Regions from separate parts of the Homo sapiens genome. Here region 2 is linked to region 1. Evidence: read pairs that join two places in POLR2A ChIA-PET (ENCODE). Cell type or tissue: OCI-LY7. All regions are shown on one strand.

Region 1 (2,500 bases):
ATAGTGGGAGACTACAACACCCCACAGACACTAATAAATCACTGAGGCAAAAAATTAACAAAGATATCAGGACCTAAATGTAACACTTGACCAAATAGTCCTAATAGACAGCTACAAAACTCTTCATCTACAAACTACATAATATACATTTTTCTCATCACCATATGGCACATACTGTAAAACTGACCACAATCAGAAATAAAACAATTCTCAGCAAATTCAAACATCCCAAAATTATACCAACCACAAACTTAGATCACAGCCTGATAAAAATATAATTGAATACAAAGAAAACCACTTGAAACCATACAATTACATACAAATTAAAAAACCTGGGCTGGGCATGGTGGCTCATGCCTGTAGTCCCAGCACTTTGGGAGGAAGAGGCAGGCAGATCACTTGAGGTCAGGAGTTTGAGACCAGCCTGACCAACATGGTGAAACCCTGCCTCTATTAAATATACAAAAATTAGCCGGGCGTGGTGGTGCATGCCTGTAATCCCAGCTACTCAGGAGGCTGAGGCACAGAATCACTTGAGCCCGGGAGGCAGAGGTTGCAGTGAGCCGAGATTGTGCCACTGCACTCCAGACTGGGTGACAGAGTGAGACTCTGTCTCACAAAACAAACACCTGCACCTGAATGACTTTTTGGTAAATAACAAAATTAAGGGAGAAATCAAGAAATTCTTTGGAACAAATGAGAACAAAGTACTGCAACACAGCTGACACAGTGTTAAGAGGGAAATTTATAGCACCAAATGTTCACATTAAAAAGTTAAAAAGATCTCAATTTAACAAACTAACATTATAAACAAAAGCATGAGAGCAGCAAGAGGAAACCAACTTCTAAACTAGCAGAAGGCAAGAAATAACCAAAATCACATCTGTACCAAAGGAAATTTAGACATGAAAAACTATACAAAAGATCAAGAAACCTAGGAGTTAAATCTTTGAAAAAATTAATAAGTTAAATAAACCACTAGTTAGATTCATGACAAAGACAAGATCCAAATAAACACAATTAGAAATGACAAAAGAAGCATTACCACTGACCCCACAAAAACACAAATAACTGTTGAAGTCTGCTATGAACACCTCTATGCACACAAACTAGAAAATCTAAAAGAAATGGATAAATTCCTGAACAAATACATCCTCCCAAGACTGAGCAGAAAAAGAAATTGAATCCCTGAATAGACCAATAACAAGCTCCAAAACTAAATTACTAATAAATAGCCAAGCAACCAAAAAAGGCTCAGGACCAGAGAGATTTACAGCTGAATTTTACCAGATGTACAAAGAAGAGCCGGTACCATTTCTTCTAAAACTATTCCAAAAAATTGAGAAGGCACTCTTCCCAACTCATTATATAAGAACAGTATCATATGATACCAAAACCTGACAGAGATATAACAAAAAAAGAAAACTTCAGGTCAATATCTTTGATGACCATTTATGCAAAAATCATCAGCAAAATACTGGCAAATTGAATCCAGCAGCACATCATAAAAGCTAATCCACTATGATCAAGTAGACTTTATCCCTGGCATATAAGGTTGGTTCAACATACACAAATCAATAAATGTGATTCATCACATAAACAGAAATACAGACAAAAACCACAAGATTATCGCAATAGATGCAGAAGAAGCTTTCAATAAAATTCAACATCCTTCGCATTAAAATAATTAAAGGCCCTCAACAAAGTAGGCACTGAAGCTACATACTTCAAAATAATGAGTTATCTATGAGGAACCCACAACCAACATATGGAATGGACAAAGCTAGAAGCATTTCTCCATGAAAACTGGCACAAGACTAGGATGCTTTCTCTCACCACTCCTATTCAACATAGAATTGGTGGTCCTCACTAGAGCAATCAGGCAAGCGACAAAAATAAAAGGCATCCAAATAGTAAGCAAACAAGTCAAACTATCCCTGTTTGCAGACAACATATCTAGAAAAGCCTATAGTCCTCACAGAAAAGCTCTTTAAACTGAAAAATAACTGAAGCAAAATTTCAGAATACAAAATAAATGCACAAAAATCAGTAGCATCCCTCTACATCAACAACATCCAAGATGAAAACCAAATCAAAAACACAATCTCATTCACAATTGCTACAAAAAGAATATTTAGGAATACAGCTAACCAGGAAAGTGAAAGATCTCTACAACAACAATTACAAAACACTGCTTAAAGAAGTTAGATATGACACAAATAAATGGAAAATCGTTTTATGCTCTTGGATAGAAAAGATCAAAATTATTAAAATGGCCATACTGCCCAAAGAAATGTACAGATCTAATATTATTCCCATCAAACTCCCAAAAACATTCTTAGCAGAACTTAAAAAAAAAAAACACCTATTTTAAAATTCATATGGAACAACAAAGAGCTCAAATAGCCAAGGCAATTCCAAGCAAAAAGAACAAAGCTGGAGGCACTGCATTACCTGAATTCAAACTATACTTCAGGGCTACAGTAACCAAAGAAGCATG
Region 2 (2,500 bases), 140 kb after region 1:
CTTTTCGATGGGATTGTTTGTTTTTTTCTTGCTGATTTGAGTTCATTGTAGATTCTGGATATTAGTCCTTTGTCAGATGTATAAATTGTGAAGATCCTTTCCCACTCTGTGGGTTGTCTGTTTACTCTGCTGACTGTTCCTTTTGCTGTGCAAAAGCTCTTTTGTTTAATTAAGTTCCAGCTATTTATCTTTGTTTTTATTGCATTTGCTTTTGGGTTCTTGGTCATGAAATCCTTGCCTAAGCCAATGTTTAGAAGGGTTTTTCCAATGTTATCTTACAGAATTTTTATAGTTTCAGGTCTTACATTTAAGTCCTTAATCTATCTTGAGTTTATTTTTGTATAAGGTGAGAGATAAAGATCCAGTTTTATTCTCCTACATGTGGCTAGCCAATTTTCCCAGCACCTTTTGTTGAAAAGGGTTTCCTTTTCCCACTTATGTTTTTGTTTGCTTTCTGAAAGATCAGTTGGCTGTAAGTATTTGAGTTTATTTCTGGGTTCGCTATTCTGTTCCGTTGTTCTATGTGCCGATTTTTATAATAGTAACATGCTGTTCTGGTAACTATGGCTTATAGTATAGTTTGAAATCAGGTAGTCTGATGCCTCCAGATTTATTCTTTTGCTTAGTCTTGCTTTGGCTATGTGGGCTCTTTTTTCGTTCTGTATACATTTTAGAATTGGTTTTTCTAATTCTGTGAAGAATTATGGTAGTATTTTGATGGGGATTGTATTGAGTTTGTTTATTGCTTTTTGCAGTATGGTCATTTTCCACAAGATTAATTCTACCTATCCATAAGCATAAAATGTGTTTCCATTTGTTTGTGTTGTCTATGATTTTTTTCAGCAGTGTTTTGTAGTTTTCCTTGTAGAGGTCTTTCATGTAATTGATTAGGTATATTTCTAAGTATTTTATTATTTTTGCAGCTACTGTAAAAGGGGTTGAGTTCTTGATTTGATTCTCCACTAGGTCACTGTTGGTGTATAGAAGAGCTACTGGTTTGTGTACATTAATCTTATACCTGGAAACTTTGCTCAATTCTTTTATCAGTTCTAGGAGTTTTTTGGAGGAGTCTTTGGGGTTTTCAAGATAAAAGATCATATCACCAGCAAACAGTGACAGTTTGACTTTCTCTTTACTGATTTGGATGCCCTTTATTTCTCTTGTCTGATTGCTCTGGCTAGGACTTCCAGTGCTATGTTGAAGAAGAGTTGTGAGAGTGGGTATCCTTGTCTTGTTCCAGTTCTCAAAGGGAATGCTTTCAACTTTTTTCCCATTCAGTATTATGTTGGCTGTGGGTTTGTCATAGATGACTTTTATTACGTGGAGGTATGTCCCTTGTATGCCAATTTTGCTGAGAGTTTTAATCATAAAGAGATGCTGGATTTTGTCAAATGCTTTTTCTGCATCTATTGAGATGATCATGTAAGTTTTAACTCTGTTTATGTGGTGTATCACACTTATTGACTTGCATATATTAAACCATCTCTGCATCCCTGGTATGAAACTCACTTGATCATGATGGATTATCTTTTTGATATGTTGTTGGATTCAGTTAGCTGGTATTTTGTTAAGGATTTTAGCATCTATGTTCATCAGGGATATAAGTCTGTAGTTTTCTTTTTTGATCATGTCCTTTTCTGGTTTTGATATTAGCATGATGTTGGCTTCATAGAATGAATTAGGGAGGGTTCCCTCTTACTCTGTCTTCTGGAATAGTGTCAATAGGATTGGTACCAATTCTTCTTTGAGTGTCTGGTAGAATTCTGCTGTGAATCTGTCTGGTCTTGGACTTTTTTTGTTGGTAATTCTAAAATTACCATTTTAAAAGCTACTTGCTTTTGGTCTGTTCAGGGTAGGAGGGTTTTATTTTTACAGGAATTTATTCATCTCTTCTAGGTTTTCGAGTTTATGTGTGTAAAGGTATTCATCGTAGCCTTGAATGATCTTTTGTATTAATGTGGTATCAGTTGTAATATCTCCCATTTTGTTTCTTATTGAGGTTATTTAGATTTTCTCTCTTCTTTTCTTTTTTTTTTTTGAGATGGAGTCTCTCTCTGTTGCCCAGGCTGGAGTGCAGTGGTACGATCTCGGCTCACTGCAAGCTCTGCCTCCCAGGTTCAGGCCATTCTCCTGCCTCAGCCTCCCGAGTAGCTGGGACGACAGGTGCCCACCACCATGCCCGGCTAATTTTTTGTATTTTTAGTAGAGATGGGGTTTCCCCGTGTTAGCTAGGATGGTCTCAGTCGCCTGACCTTGTAATCTGCCCCCCTGGGCCTCCCAAAGTACTGGGATTACAGGCGTGAGCCACCGTGCCTGGCCTATTTATGTTTTCAAAGAAACAGCTTTTTGTTTCATTTATCTTTTGTATTTTTTTGCTTCAGTTTCATTTAGTTTTGCTCTAATCTTGATTATTTCCTTTCTTCTGTTGCATTTGGATTTGTTTTTTTCTTGTTTCTCTAGTTTCTTGAAGTGTGACCTTACAGTCTCAGTTTGTGCTCTA

The links. ChIA-PET counts read pairs that join two places held together with the same protein. Peaks named below come from ENCODE experiments on the same cell type or tissue, not always from the same donor. Only the 100,000 strongest peaks of a DNase experiment are listed, where the experiment ranks them.
Region 2: POLR2A ChIA-PET joins it to region 1 with 7 read pairs; 2 of 35 experiments call an interaction of 5 or more read pairs at or near these places.

The regions. Positions count from the first base shown.
Region 1 is chr7:64,673,987-64,676,486 of GRCh38, reverse strand. All of the region lies in intron 1 of ZNF107 (zinc finger protein 107), which reads right to left. Among named protein-coding and RNA genes, the nearest start is that of MIR6839, 3.8 kb to the left of the region's middle. In OCI-LY7, no CTCF peak of the experiment used is centred here; no DNase peak of the experiment used is centred here; H3K4me3 peaks cover 2,500 bases; H3K27ac peaks cover 2,500 bases.
Region 2 is chr7:64,531,843-64,534,342 of GRCh38, reverse strand. All of the region lies in intron 3 of ZNF680 (zinc finger protein 680), which reads left to right. Among named protein-coding and RNA genes, the nearest start is that of ZNF680, 30 kb to the left of the region's middle. In OCI-LY7, no CTCF peak of the experiment used is centred here; no DNase peak of the experiment used is centred here.